2 separate regions of the Mus musculus genome follow, and region 2 is linked to region 1. Evidence: chromatin loops called from intact Hi-C (ENCODE). Cell type or tissue: gastrocnemius. All regions are shown on one strand.

Evidence for each region. Peaks named below come from ENCODE experiments on the same cell type or tissue, not always from the same donor. Only the 100,000 strongest peaks of a DNase experiment are listed, where the experiment ranks them.
Region 2: it touches region 1 in a loop (5-fold over the local background); 7 of 42 quality-filtered maps call a loop at or near these places.

Annotation. Positions count from the first base shown.
Region 1 is chr16:96,341,639-96,349,638 of GRCm38, reverse strand. No RefSeq gene overlaps it. Among named protein-coding and RNA genes, the nearest start is that of Gm41510, 6.4 kb to the left of the region's middle. In gastrocnemius, a CTCF peak has its summit at 4,300 (motif pointing right); a DNase peak (open chromatin) is centred at 4,312.
Region 2 is chr16:96,040,598-96,048,597 of GRCm38, reverse strand. Brwd1 (bromodomain and WD repeat domain containing 1) reads left to right here. Exons shown (of 42, transcript NM_145125.3): 16 at 1,151-1,279; 17 at 1,438-1,663; 18 at 2,065-2,253; 19 at 3,951-4,134; 20 at 5,504-5,597; 21 at 7,215-7,346. Among named protein-coding and RNA genes, the nearest start is that of Brwd1, 38 kb to the left of the region's middle. In gastrocnemius, a CTCF peak has its summit at 4,285 (motif pointing right); a DNase peak (open chromatin) is centred at 4,268; H3K27ac peaks cover 851 bases.

The DNA.
Region 1 (8,000 bases):
GATGGAAGCCAGTTAGTAAGCAAACGCTTAAGCTAAATTTTGCTCAGAAACCTGTGACCGGGTTTGTCTGTCAGGAAGAGCCAATACTTGTATCTCTATCAATGGGCCATCTAGTTCCCTATTAGCATGGACCTATAGACAGATGCCAAAGCCCCCAAGCTATAGTCCCTAAGCAGTGGGCTGCAAAATCCTTCAAAGTGGTGGCCGGCCCCTCGCTTCCCACCCCAGCCCATGGCTATGGTAAGATGCGAAAATGGTGGCTCCTGTCAAAACGGCAGCACCATATTCTTCTCAGGCTGCAGCTTTCACAGTAGCGACAGGAGTTGCCACGGTGAAGACACCTTTCTGGCCTCAGCCTAAAGCCTTAGTGAAACACCATAAGGAGCTCTCCCACAGGAGCTGTCTGTCCATAGCGGCAGCACCTCCTCTCCACCCCGGACTCCCAGCAGCCCCACAGAGATGGCTCCTCAGCAAAAGCTTGCTGCATCCCGGAAGGACTTCCCACCCTAACGCATGGTCCCACTGCAGGAAAAAGAGGGGGGGTGGCGGGGGAGTCACCAATTCCTGAACAGGAAACCCCACCAATCCCTGAGCTCCTCAAGCTCAGGACTTGAAATCCCACCAATCCTCAATCAGGAAATCTCTGGCCTGACAAGCTCCAGCCCCTAAGAATAAGCGCTACTCCTTTGTCCAATTCCCTGCTGCCCACTTCTGGGGACAGAATCCCTGTATTCATCCCTCCACACCCTTGACCCTCCAATAAATCTTTTTCATGAGATTTCCTGCCCAGTGTGACTCTCTTCTCAGAAGAAGCCAAGAAGAGAAGAAGCGAAGAGGAGTGGAGCTGAGGTTCCTGAGCCTCCCCTGGGAGCCGCAACGCCTCTGCTGAGTTGTATGGTCCCTGGGCTCCCAAGTCCCAGGATGCCCTTCCATCCGAGCAGAAATGCTTGCACACACTAGCTCCTGGAGTCTTCTCCCCCGTTGCTATCCTAACTTCCATCTTACAGGCTGCCTCCTGTCCCTGCCTGTCTCTTTAAAATCAGAAAGGCTCCCCACCTTTTGCAATTCTCTCTTCCTCCAAGAGGTAGTCATGATGTCTTCCAATTCCCCCCTGCCCAATAAACCTTTCTTTGCAGCCAAGGAGTGGTCCACTTGGTGGTTTCACTGCACACTTGCTTACGTTACGATCTGTGAAGCCATGAACACGGTGCGCCGGCTGTGCCTTTCCTTCACACGCTTACACAGACTCCTAGTGACCAAGACCAAAATCGTATGTCTGTGTTCCAGAGGGTGACTTATGGGTCGCTCGGGAAACCAGTAACCCTCTGTCTACTCAGGTCCTAGAGAGGAATCCTGGTTGGCCCGCTGAGGAGAAATCCTATCCACTTCCAGATCTGGAAGCTCCATCATAAACATCTGGATCCTTCCTGCCCTGCCCGTTTGAAGCTGTCAGCAGCCCTTTTATCTTGACTGCAACAAAGAAAGCTGTGTCCCTGCTGCTTTCAAATGCTGAGACCTTACTGGGAAACTCCTGCAATGTTAAAAAAAAAAAAAAAAAAAAATTGATCCTACCCGGAACAAAAGAAACTATTTTGGCTTCCCTTAAGTAGGGCTAGCGGCATCCGAAGTCTTAACACTAAACAGTGTTTATGAACTGTTAGCATTTCCTACAGTAGCTGTGTTTTATGAATTCCTCCAAGCATGTTTAAACATCTTGGCTGCTGACACGCCAAGGGTTGAACAGCTCAGGGTTTCACGCGCAGGAGTAGAGCCCAGTGCCCCAGATCCCAAGGCAGTGACTCCTCAGCTCTGTTTGGAATCACAGCATACCACAAGTTGTGTGGAGCAGAGGAAGAATAATGTCCAAAGGAGTCTAACACCTTGTCCTACTTGCTCACAGCCTGATAAGGTGGCAATAGGTCCTTCAGTACTAATGTTTTATTCATGAATGTCACCTATGGCTCAGGATTAGTCTCAATTTGGAATCTTCTTCATTGCTCAAGAGGACTTCAGTTCATGCCAGAAGCAGCGTAGCGTTCTCTCTCTCTCAGTCTCTCTCTCTCACTCTGTGTGTATGTGTGTGTGTATGTGTGTGTGTATTTTTGTGTGGTGTGTGTGTGAGTGTGTGTATGTATGTGTAGTGTGTGTGTATATGTGGTGTGTGTGTGAGTGTGTATGTGTATATGTGTGTGTGAGTGTGTGTATGTGTGTGTGAATGTGTGTATGTATGTGTATGTGAGTGTGTGTGGTGTGTGTGTGTGTGTGTGTGTGTGTGTGTGGTATGTGTGTTATGTGTGTGTGAGTGTGTACATGTGTGTATGTGCGTGTAAATGTGTGTGTATGTGTGTGTGGTATGTGTGTGTATGTGTGTGTGGTGTGTGAGCATGTGTGTATGTGTGTGTGAGTGTGAATGTGTGAGTGTGTGTATTGTGTGAATGTATGTGTGTATGTGAGTGTGTGTGTGTGTGGTGTGGTGTGTGTGTGTGTGTGGTATGTGAGTGTGTGTATGTGTGTGTGTATGTGAGTGTGTGCATGTGTTGTGGTGTGTGTGTGTGGTATGTGAGTGTGTGCATGTGTGTGTGTATGTGAGTGTGTGTATGTGTTGTGGTGTGTGTATGTGGTATGTGAGTGTGTGTGTGTGAATGTGTGCATATGTGTATGTGCGTGTAAATGTGTGTGTATGTGTGTGTGTGTGTGTTGGGAGGTGTGGTGACACAGTTCCCGCCCCTAGAGCATTGCCAGGCCATTGATCCCCAAGTGTGTTGTTGCCCTGAAACTGATATACTGTCTTTTCTATATTACTTTCAATCTTGCTTTCTGGGGAATATGCTTTCTCCATTACTCAGAGCTAATCACTCCATAATAAACAGATCCAGTTCTCAGGAATGAGGAATGGAGGTGGACATGAGGCTGTGGAGGATGAGGAACAGGCCTTCTGCTTGGCCTTTAAGGCCATGGGAAAGAATCTAAACGACATAACCACAGAGGCCATAGAAGCCTACATGGTCCTTTGTAGAAACAGTTCGCTGCAGAAATAGTTCGTTGTGAGACTTGGCCTTAAAACTTGGAATCGTGAGGAGATACATGTGCCTTTCAGTCCAATGACTGCTGCATTAATTAGCCAGGGTGACCTTGGGGACATCAAGGACAGAGAGTTAAAATGTCTCAATAAGAAAAGGCATGGATAGGAAAAGAAGGGATCTATAGAAAACGAGCAATGATGATGGGTTTATTTTACAGGAGGAAGGTTTGTATATGATGTAGAAACAAATAGCATTAGAAGAAGAGTATATGAGACCCCAGAATTGCCAGGATAGGAAACAAAGGTTAGAGAATTAAAACATGATGTACAAGCGTATAAAACATGAGTATTTTGTCCTCCTAGTTTCTTGAAGGATTGAAGACGACAGTTCCTAGAGAGATATTAGAGAAAGCCTGCTGCTTTACTTACATAAAATTTAAAACTTTGTAAGAACTTATTTAAACCCTAGTAGTCTGTCACCTTTCTGTTCTTACATGAAAACAGTTACTGCTGTTAAAGACTGCTGTCTGCTGTACCAGGAAACCGCAAGAGCTGTGCCCAGTTACCTGTGAAGAACAGGCTGTGTAAAAACCATAGAGAAACATGCTTTTGCTCTGTGTTTAGTTTCTGTTTTAAGGAAGCAGGAATTGGAACTAATGACCTGGGATTTATAGAAATATTATATAAATTTAAGGATTTCAAAAAATATTAACAATAGTGAAACCCTTGATGGTGTAGCTTTAGTAAATAAGAGACTGGATGCAGGCTCTCTGGTCAGGAGAAGGAAAAGGAATGAGAAGAAGGAAGAATGGTGAGACTGGGGTCTTCATGACTGTGCAGAATACCATCTCTCCACTTCCCTGGCTTCATTCTTCAGGTCCTGTGTTTAGATCTCTATAAAGGGGACTCTAATGCACCCATCTAAGTATGAAGCCCCATCTCTGGGCCAACTGCAGTGGCCTGGCCAGGCAGCCTAGAGGACAAGCAGCCACAAGACGCAAGTGCAACAGGGGTTGGGCAGTTTCCTGTGGGCAGGGAAAGAAACCGTGGGGAAAACATGAGTCCATATGGGTTGGTGGGTATTTTCACAGCTGATTGCTTGTCAGTCTGCAAATATGAATCTCGCCTTCTTCCACATCCTGCTTCAAATCCCACTTGTGTCGGGGATCTTCTGAGCCTCCTGGTGCTTTTATGAGTGACGCTACTTCTTCAGCAGGCAAGAAAATGCCACTACCCACCTCTCTTCTGGATCGAGTTCCCCTTTCACCCTAGACGGCCACTAGGTGGCGACAGACCTCACTAACCAGAGCTGTAAGATAACCAGCCTGAGTGCACAGACACACTCAAGACAGCTGAGCTGGCCCGTGCATGAGAAGAAGCTACAGACAGGAATTTCCACGGTGTTGAAAGACACTGGCGCAGGGACCAAGAAGGGAGGACCTGAGGGAACAGCAGGAGGCCTTAGGGAGGGTGGGCATGCCTTTGGAGAACATTTAGACGAGTTTTGAAGGCAGGTTATAGTATTTCGTTTACCGGGATTCTAGTGTTTGGGAAGAAGTCTTCAGGAAACATATTTAGGGGTGTTGTGTGAAGTTCTTTCTGGGGAGATACAAACACCTGCTCCCCCCCATGCCCGAACAAGGCAGCAACAAGCCCAGCTTAGGTTGGCCTGATCCTGCTTATATTCTAATGCTAATATTGGGTCTCCAAGACTGGTTGCCCCAGAGACAGAGAGTCTGCCCTTAAAAGCTAAGTGACCTTGCCCAAGTTATTTCTAATTAGTAAATAAAGATGCCAACAGCCAATAGCTCAGCAGAAGACACATAGGTGGGGTTTAGGTTTCACTGGCTTGGGATCAGAGGGGGATCACAAGGGGGAAAGAAGGTGAAGGGAGGAGGAAGCCGCCATGGGTTAGGTAAGCCATAAAAACATGGCCCTGAGGGCTGGCCAACTGGAGTTAGGAGCACCCCAGATGAAACGTAGTAAATAGTAAGTAATAATTCAGGGTGAGCGATAGAAAGTAGGCTCTAATAACATAGAGGGTAGTTATCCACCCAGCTCTTGTGCTATTTATTGTAAATATAAAGGTTGTGTGTGTGTGTGTGTGTGTGTGTGTGTGTGTGTGTGTGTGTGTTATCAGGGAACTAAATGGTCAAAGGCAGGATACAAACCCTGGGTTGGAATTAAACAATTTCTACAACAAAAGCGCCATCCCACCAAAATTTATTGCACTTACTTAAACATCATGGATTTGGGATTATTTATAGGACACAGGGAACCCCAAAGCAGCCGCTGTTGTGTTTTATAAAAAGATGAGAGACCAGAGACATGTTTGGTAGAGGCAAGGAATGGTATAGGAGAAGGGGGTGACTCTGTGGGCCCACGCTGAAGCATGGGTCCCCCTGTGGTACCAGCCACAAGCTGGTGTAGTATAGAATAGAGTTTATTCAGAGCATGGGGAGGAGGGTTGAGATGGTAGTAGAGACAAAGAAAGGCAGAGGAGGTGGGGGAGAAGAGGCCAGTCATGAGCACATGGGGGGGGGGGGGTGATGGGAAGAGAGAGGGAACAGGAGCAAGGGGACAGAGTAAGAGCAAGAAAAAGAGAGTGAGGAGGGGGCAAGCAGCCCCTTTTATAGTGAGTCAGGCACACCTGGCTGTAGCCAGGTAACTGTGGAGTGGAGTCTAGACTAAATGCCAACAACCATACTTCGGAACATGTTACCCCAACATGATGTTCCCCACAGCTGTATAAATAAAGTCCTTCCCTCCACCTTCCACAGTCCACCCTCTGAGAGCACGAGGTCACTTGCAGTTTGGGCAGAATTAGACACAGTTGACTGGGAAGAACAGGGTACGGTGACAAACTCTCAGGGGACATCGTGAGGAGCCCTCCCCTTGCTCACAGCAGTAGTTACTGTTCTTGGAAGATAACACTCCACCACACAGGTGACTCTGATGCAGTAGTAGTGAATGAGGGGAAGCTGGAGTGGCGGACCATGCGCTCCAGCTGTGCCAACCGTTCCCCTGGATGGTCGTAGGACCATGATAGCTGTGGGGCTGTGGAGCTATGGAGCTTGTCATGGTTTGAATAAGAATGCCCCATAAGCTCATATTTAAATGCTTAGCAGTGTAGCTCTTTGATAGGATTAGAAGGATCATGAAGTGTAGCCTTATTGGAGGAAGTATGTAACCAGGGGTGGGCTTTTCATAAGGCCCACCCCAGGTCTATTCTTTCTGCCCCTCTCTACCAATTAGGAGGAAGTTCTCAGCTACTGCTCCAGGACCTGTCTGCATGCCACCATGTTCCTGCTGTGATAATGGACAAAACCTCTGAAACTGTAGGTTTCAGTAAATACTTCATTTTGTAAGAGTTGCCTTGGTCATGGTGTCTCTTCACAGCAATAGAACAGTGACTGAGATATGGCTTCAGGTCCATGCAGTGGAGCTGTAAGGATGTGAGCTTGTGGGACTGCGGGGCTGCGGGGCTGCTGGTTTGTGAGGCTGTGGGGCTGTGGAGTTGTGGGGCTGTGGGCCTGTGAGGCTGAGGGGCTACAGGGATGGAGGGCTGTGGTCCTGTGGGGCTGAAGGACTGCAGGGCTGTGGGGCTACAGAGAGCCTGTAGGGCTACAAGACTGCAGGGTTGTGGGACTGTGAACCTGTAGGCCTGTGGGACTGTGGGGCCGTGGAGCTGTGGAGCTGTGGGGCTGCAGAGACACATGGATGGAGCCCTGGGTTTCTCATATGTCTGGGGCCATGGAGGTCTTTGCTTCTCCTTGCCACTCCCTTATGCTCTCTTACACATGCCTTTCTCAGGCTCTTCCCCTTCCCTCCTCTCCCTCCTCTTCCTCCTCCTCCTCCCCCCTCCTCACTTCCCTCCTCCTCCCCCCTTCTCCCTTTCCTTCCCCCTCCTCCTCTTCTCCTCCCCTTCCTCCTCTCCCTCCCTATTTTCCTCCTCCATCCTCCTCCCCTTCTCTTCCCCTCCTCCTCCCCTTCCTCCCTTTCCTCTTCCCCATCTCCCACTTCCCCTTCTCCTTCCCCCTCCTCCCTTGCTCCTCCTCTCTCCACTTCTCCTCTTCTCATGCCCTCTTCTTTCCCCTTCTGTCTTCTTCCCACCTCCCTGCTGGTAAGATGACTCCAGATCCCAGAACTTTGTTTCCACCATGACTAGCACCTTAGATCCCAACTGTGACATCCCTGGAATATGGACTCTTAACTGTTCCACCTTAGTTGGCTGTCCCTACAACTGGCTGTTGTTGTGGCCATGAGGATAAGCTACAGTTTCAAAAAAAAATGGGTTTCAGAGACCCCTTTGTGGGAAGGACAGTGTCAGAGAAAGGTTTGACACCACAAAGTCCCTTAGATAGAAATTCTAGAAGCTGGTAGCCCCTGCCCAAACCCAGCACTCATACCCAGAGCCAGGACTACTGTCAGAGACGTCCCTGACTCAGACTGCAGAGTGCCTCCCCCAGACTGTCTTGGCACATGAGCATGGGAGCACCCACACAAGTTCTCAAGTCACTGAGCTCTGTGTGCCGCTGCAGCCGTCTGTCCTGCTACACAGCCCAGGCCTGAGATGACAAGGCCTGCCCATTGAGCGAGTGACTAGAGCCCTCCTATCTCAATTCCTACATTTGGAAGAAAGAAAAACAGACACCACCACCCCACCCCACCCCCCACCCCCGAAACATCCAGTTTCGGATAAGAGGCAAATACTTTTTAGGATAAGTATGTCCCATGAAACAATTTATAGGGCATATTAATACTAAAAATATTTGCTGTTCATCTGCATACTTGAGACACCCTTAGGTGTCTGCTGATGTCTTAGGTGTATTACTGATGATCTGTAGTTAGCTGCCCTACAGTTTACCTGGCAATACCATGATGGCCATGTGGTAATTAGTGAGGGAAAGCTAAGAATCAAGCCTTCTAACATCTGAAATGAGCCAAGCATTTGCTGACTCGGTGTCAGGATCACTTT
Region 2 (8,000 bases), 300 kb after region 1:
GGTCTTTCTTTTTATAAACCCACAGCACTGAGCAAGCATGCTTTTCTTGGTTTGGTTACTGGAGAATTAGATCTAGACAGCGACTGCATCATGCTATGCTGGTTCACTCCTCAGTTAAGTGTAACTTGGAGATGGTCAATTCATGTAGTTCACAGTTGAAACAGGAAAGTGTGAATTGTCATTTTTGATACACATAGATCATCTTTCATGAAAACTGGGAGTTTGTAGCCAGGTGAGCTCATAGGTGTGACCTTGAGGGTTATCAGTGTCAGTCTTGTTCATTAGAACTTGGCTTCATTTCCATTTTCAAATACTCAGCTTTGCTTCTCTAATTATTTACCAGGGTATAAGAGGATATTGGCCTCTTACCTATTAGGACAGTTTAATAAAAGTAAATATCATTTACCTGTGACATCATGGCGCTTACCTTATGTTTTTTTTAATGTGTTCATTTGATCATTTTGAGTTAATGATTAGATCTTTGAGGATTTTTCTAGTGTAATTGGTTTGTTTGTTTGTTTGTTTATTTATGTGAATTTAGAGGCCTGTGGGTGAGTTTGACAGATTGTTTTCCTGGCATGTGCAGAGCCCTGGATGCAAACCCTAACTTTTAGTAAAAAGTTCAAAAAGAATAAAGCATTGGACATATTCTAGACAGTTGTCTAGCCCATGTTAAAGAAGTTTCTGTAGCACAATTTATCTGCTCAATATTAATGGCTCAGTGGTTTAAGAACTCGATGCTTTAGCAGAAGGACTTAGGTGTGGGTCCCAGCACCCACATGGAGGGGTCACAACCAACAGTAAATTCTTAGAGGTTTGGTGTCTTCTAACCTCTGAGAAATCAGACATGAACATGGAGCACATATACACATGTAAATAGAAGTGAATCTAAAACTGCTTATAATGTTGTGTAGTGGCTGGAGAGCCTTGCACAAGAACTAGGTTTGCTGGGTTTGCTGTTTGCTAGTATTGAGCTGCTCTGGCAGCTGCCTTGCACCTCTAGCTTAGTTATCTAGGTGGTCCTGTGTCCTTTTGGCCTGTGTTGGCCCCTGTGAACATGTGGCATACACTTAGGCAGGTGGTCATACACATAGAGCTAAACAACCAACTTATTAATGTGCCTAATGTTCTTCCCCCCTGGCTGTCCTAGATCGAAGGACAAGGACATGGAGCTGTGTTTGACTGCAAGTTTTCACAGGATGGACAACATTTTGCCTGTACAGATTCTCACGGGCATCTTCTGATATTTGGCTTTGGATGCAGCAAGCCATATGAAAAGGTCATTTCTAATGCTTTCTTGTAGCATATAAAAGGAATAGTTGGGAGAGGAAGTTTAGACATAGTTATTTAATTTCCTGGCGTTTCTAATTCTAAGTACCTTTAATGTTACTGTCTTTAACAAATACAAACTGTCATTCTGTGATCTGTACTTTATAGATTCCTGATCAGATGTTTTTTCATACTGACTACCGACCACTGATAAGAGATTCCAATAACTATGTCTTGGATGAGCAGACACAGCAGGCACCTCATCTTATGCCTCCACCATTCTTGGTGGATGTGGACGGAAACCCTCATCCAACCAAGTTCCAGAGATTAGTACCAGGTCGAGAAAACTCAGCAGATGAACATTTGGTTCCACAGCTAGGCTATGTGGCCACAAGTAAGTGCAAATTCCTTTTTTCTGTGTCCATCTGTGTCTGTCTGTCTTTTGGATTTTGCCATGTATTTCTGGTTTTCCTGTAACTCCCTGTGTAGAATAGGCTGGCTTTGAAATTGGAGCTCTGCAGCAGTGTGCGCAGATGAAGGGTCATAGAGTACAGTAGACTTAGAGGAACTCCACAGGGAACTTGAAGTTTTTTTGTGACTTAGTACTTAGTCTTTTTTGCTGACTTCAGTTACTCCCCTGTTGTGTAGGGTCTTCCTAACAGGTTAGTTCTTGGGAACTACCTTACCACAGTGCTTTGCTTCTGTTTTCCTTTGCTCAGGGTACCACCCCTGAGCTTCATGTCCAGCCTGTTCTTCCTATGTATCACGATGACAGATGAGTGTGTGACTTTGCAGGTGATGGGGAGGTGATTGAACAGATTATAAGCCTGCATACCAACGACAGTGGAGATGCAAGCCCAGAGTCCAGCGTCTTGGATGGCATGATTAGGCAGCTGCAGCAGCAGCAAGACCAGAGACTGGGAGTGGATCAGGATGGGACTGCAAATGGACTTCCCAGTGGGGAAGGGACACCCCGAAGAGGGAGTGAGTACAAATAAAATTCTGTGCGAGAGTAATAAAATAAAGAGATGTGGCTTCATTGCCAGATGCATGCACCTCAGAACCCAAGAACAGCTAAGTAGTATTCTGAAAATTGCTTTGTTACTCAAAGAAAAAAAAAAAAAAAAAAAAGGAGTTATAAGTGGATATGAAGTTTGTTAAGTACTCTGAAAGTCTGTCAACGGTCTTAGCTGTGGGGTAGGTTTTCAGAGTATATTAAATGAGAGCAGACAACATTATTTTTAAATGAAAACTACTTTAGCTTTCTCTTGCTTTGGCATTCACGTCTTTTGTGCAGCCTAGTTGAGTAGAGACTTTCCTTTCTTACTAAGTCAGTGTTGATTAAAAAAAAAAACATAAGGTAAGCGCCACGATGTCACAGGTAAATGATACTTAGTTTTATTAAACTATCCTAATAGGTAAGAGGCCAATATCCTCTTATACCCTGGTAAATAATTAGAGAAGCAAAGCTGGGTATTTGAAAATGGAAATGAAGCTGAGTTCTAATGAGCACGACTGACACTGATGAGTGTTTATCTCGTGTGCTCAGAGACCCAGGAGACTCCGGTACTGCTGCACGGTGACAGCCTGATGGGGTCCTACGAGTTTCATTTCCATAAAGAGATACCATGACCACCACAACTCTTATAAAGAAAAACATTTGAGTCTAGCTTACGTTTCAGAGGTTTAGTTCATTATTGACGTGGCAGAAAACAATGGCATGCAGGCAGACATGGTTCTGAAGGAACCTATGTGCACATGTATGTATGCATATGTCTGTGAGTACCCATTTAGGCCAAAAAGGGCTAGAGTCACAGCTAGTTGTGAGCTGGGATCTGACCTGGGTCCTTTACAAGAGCAGCAAGTGCTCTTAACCGCTGAACCATCTCTTCAGCCCAGATTATTTCTGTTGTGTGTGTGTGTGCTTGCCTGTTTGAGTGTCTGCCGTTTGTGTCCAAGTACTTGCGGGGCTGGAAGAGAGTGCTTAGAGCTATGTAGCCTTCATGGAGTTAGAGCACCTGATGGAGGTGCTGGGAACTGACCTGACCTCAGGTCCTTTGTACTAACAGGAAATGCTCTTAACTCCTGAGCCATCTCTGCTCTTTTGTGGTAATTATGAAAATTTTTATTGTTAGAATTATTCTAATTTTTATGTCTGTGTGAGAGTGTGTGCATATTTGTGTTATGTTTGTGTAGCGTGTGTGCGTGCGTGCGTGCGTGCGTGCGTGCGTGCGTGCGTGTGTGTGTAAGGCCCACAGAGAAAGATCCCACGAAGCCGGTGTTCAGATGGTTTGCTAGTTGCCTGCTCAGTAGCCTAGACTGTAACAGTGTTCTTGTTATATAGCTTCCCCAGTTTAGTGGGGCATCTATCCTTAGCAAAGGTTTTCCCAAAAAACAAACTGTTTTGAAATAAAGATGCAATGGAATACATTTGTGTATTTTATAATTTCAGAATGTATAGAAAAAGTTCAAGTGGCAGTTTACCAATTAATGATAAGTATTCTACATTGTGGTTTTAGTTATGTTAAAGCTTTCTTCTTATAGCTGTTTTTAGTATGTCTGTCCTTTTTCTGGTTTGGAAAAAGGTGTGTCCTAGTAGGAGGAATGCACTGTTACTGTGTGCTAAATGAACATAATAACTGGAAATACTTTAAAAATACTTCCTGATATTTTTCTTCTAGGTTTTAGAAGACTGAGTTTAGACATTCAGTCTCCTCCAAACATCGGTCTCCGTCGGAGTGGGCAGGTTGAAGGTGTTCGTCAGATGCATCAGAACGCTCCTCGGAGTCAGATTGCTACAGAGCGTGACCTCCAGGCTTGGAAGCGGAGAGTAGTTGTTCCAGAGGCACCGCCTGGCATGTTCAGGTCCATAACTATTAGGAGGATGTCATTTTATATTTTATTTTATTTTACGATTTATTTATTTTATTTATGTATGTGAGTACACTGTCGCTGTCTTAAGAAACACCAGAAGAGGGCATTGAATCCCATTACAGATGGTTGTGCGCCACCAAGTGGTTGCTGGGATTTGACCTCATGACCTCTGGATCAGGTCTTAACTGCTGAGTCATCTCTCTAGCCCCTACTCTTAACATCCAGTAGTAAACTAGGTCTGTAAAAAACTGGACAAACCTTCATTCTTTTTTCTTTAGCTTAGATCTACCTTCCTCTGCTTCCCAAGTGATGGGATTAAAAGGCATGTGCCACCACTGCCCAGCCGGTTTTTGTTTTTTGTTTTTGTTTTTTGCTTTTTTTGTCTTTTTATTTATTTATTTATTTATTTATTTTCTTAGAAATCAGTTTTTGTTCTTTGTACATTCTTATGTAGCATGGCTAAGATACATTGAGATTTTATATCAAGTCAGGTGTTTCTAGGAGTTTTCAAATTAGAACCAAGGGACCCTGAGTCTTTTACACAGTGAAGACAAAGGCCATTTTTAGCCTATGGTAACGTGCTCCAAGGTTTGAAATTATTCCTGTTGTAATCATCTGAACAGTGTTATTGACTTGATAAGGAGACAGAGAAATGAGTAGCACTGCTATTTTTGTTTAAATGAGAGGCCTAAAACATGGGGTTGAATTCTTTGTATAAGAAAAATGTTGCTTTTAATTTTATTTGCAGAAAGGAAGTATAATCTTGGAGACGCTTGGAAGCAATGAAATGGGCTGTCTAGTTGTATTGGTTCTAATGGGTCGATACATAATGCCAATTAATGAATATTTTGTAGTTAATATGAATAGGTCTTCACATAAACTGAGGTTTTGTTTTTAATAAAAAAAAGATAAGGGGCTGGCAAAATGGCTCAGTGAGTAAGAACACTGACTGCTCTTTCAAAAGTCCTGAGTTCAAATCCCAGCAACCACATGGTAGCTCACAACCCCCATAATGAGATCTGACGCCCTCTTCCAGTGCGTGTGAAGTCAGCTACAGTGTACTTATGTACAATAATAAATAAACCTTAAAAAAAAAAGAAAGATAAATACATACATAAAATCTAAACTTGTAGTTAGTGGTTTTGGGGTAGCCAGGTGAGTCTTGACCGTGATGAGGCGCTGCGCTTGCTCCTGCCTGCCAGTGGCGGGGCTCGGGCAGCTGAAGCGTCTTCTCATTTCAATAGCTTTGTGTGCTGTTTTGAGGTGCTGTGGGCCCAGTAGCCTCTAAAGCTGCAGTGATGTACTGTTAACTGTGTACCTCAGTCCAAGAACCTCTGTCACCATAGCCTTAATTTTGTAGGCGGTTGGAAGACATTCGCATAGAGAGAGGCGAGGAGGAGAGGAACCTGTATGTAATAGGGAGAAAGAAGAAGACTTTCCAGGTCCCACAAAAGGTAACTTGATTCTCCTTTCTTGGGAATGAGGAAATTATCATAAAATTAGAATTCAGTGTTTTTTGTGATTTATAAAAACAGCAATAGCTTTCCAAAGTATAGTATTTATTGCTTAAAGTCTTTTGTTGGGCATTTAAAGCCAACATAGAACTATTGAGTTCTTTTTGTTTTGTTTTCTTTGAGACAGGGTTTCTTTTTGAGACTGCCTGTGTCTCCTGGGTGCGCTGGGATTAAAGGCACTCACCTCTGCCACCATCACCACCATGCTGAACTGTCAGTTAGGTCTAATGACCATACATTAAGATGTCTTCCTGTCCTTTTACAGCTGCTGACTGGCTTTCTGAGGTAGCCACTGTCACAGCTCATGTGGCTGCTGTGTAGGTCTTTGTACTCTTGAAGCTCCAACAGTGGAAGTCTTGTCCCCCTCTCTTTGGTGAGCATAGAAGAGGTAGTAATATCTCATGTAGCCAAGCTTTTTGTCTCTGTTTTTAAAGATTCATGTATTTATTTTATATGAATACACTGTCTCTTCAGACACACCAGAAGAGGGCATCGGCTTGAATTACAGATGGTTGTGAGCCACTATGTTGTTCCTGGGATTTGAACTCAGGACCTCTGGAAGAGTAGTCAGTGCTCTTAACCTCTGAGCCATCTCTCTGGCCTCCAAGCTCTGTAGCCAAGGAAGACCTTAAATTTCTGGCAAACTTTTGTCTTTAGATTTTTTTCAAGACAGTTTCTTTGTGTGACCCTGGCTATCCTGGAATATGCTCTGTAGATCATGCTGGCCTTGAACTCAGAGACATCCACCTGCTTCTGCCTCCTGGGTGCTGGGATTGATGGCATGTGCCAACACTGCCTGGAAACTTTTTTTTTTTAAAGATTTATTTGTGTGTTTGCCTGTGGAGACTAGAAGGTGTTGGATTACCTAGACATTTGTGCTGGGAATTGAACTCTAGACCTTTGGAAGAGCTGTATATGTTCACCCACCCAGTGATTTTTTTTTTTCTATTTATCATATGTAAGTGCACTGTAGCTGTCTTCAGACAACACCAGAAGAGAGCATCAGATCTCAGATGGCTGTGAGCCACCATGTGGTTGCTGGGATTTGAACTCAGGACCTTCGGAAGAGCAGTCAGTGCTCTTATCCACTGAGCCAACTCTCCAGGCCCCCAGCTATATTTTAAGCTTCTGAATTTTATCTTTTTTTTTTCTTTTTTAAACCATTGCATAGTCAAAGATACTGCAAGCTTCTATCTTTAGAGTGGTGAGATTGCACAGGTGTATGCCGGCACGCAGGTCTGTGGGATTCTGGGAACAACTCTAAGGGTTGTACTAGGTTTCAGACATTTACCAACTGAGTACACCCCAGCCCTTGACTCCCTGTTGAGTGTAGCTTCATGTCATTCATGGCATCGTGGACATGTAAGGCAGTGTGGGCATGAGGCTCATGAGCTGCTGTGGCCTGTTTTTAAAGCTTTCCAAGGAACTAAAAGTAAAAAATACCGACTTGAGTTAACAAAATTATTTTTAATCTTTGTCTCCTTTAAAGCCATTTAAAGTTGACTCCATACAATGGCAATTTTGTCATACTGATGCCCATGCTTCTTCATGTTGTAGTCCAATTCGATGGTTTTGGTGTCCCAGTCTAGACAACGGACGTGTAGGCGTAAATATGCAAATTATAGTAGAAGAAACGCTGACCAGTGTGAATTATCTTCTGGAAATGAATCTTCAGGCTCTGTTAGACATGTAAGTAGAAAGACTGCGGGGTCACCTAATGTGGGTTTGCCTGACTCTTGTGTACACACACACACTGTTAGGGATTAAAGAGGCCTAGGCATGGTAGGCAGATTGTGAGAGATCACCCCTCAGGCCTTCTGACCTCTTGACCTTGAGGAAGGGTCTTCCTGAATCCTAAAGGGGTCGAAGGGCCTTTGGACTTGGGGTTGTTCCTGTCTCCCACATACTTGCAGTCTGTGCCAACAGGTTCTGCTGAGTTTGTCTTAGGTCTAAGCATGGCATGGTATGTTGGTGGAATCAGCCTGTAGTGTAGCCTGCGTGAAAGTGCTCTGCTGTGACAGCCTGTGGGTTCTGGGGTCCAGCTGAGTCAGTATGCCTGACAGCAAGCACCTTTACCCTCTGAATCATTCTTTACTTTGAGATAGAGATAAGTCACAAGTTTGGTTTTGACCCTTAGCCAGCTGTTGGGGAAAGAAATGAGGTTTTATTGTGCTTGCAAGGGTGCCGGATGTCCCTGAGCTCGGACCTCTGGAAGAGCAGCCAGTGCACTTAACCACTGAGCCATCTCTCCAGCCCAGTTGGACTTTTTTTTTTTTTTTTTTCAATTAAAATAAAGATTTTTATTTTATGGCTGTGGGTGCTTTTTCTGCCAGTATCTATGTT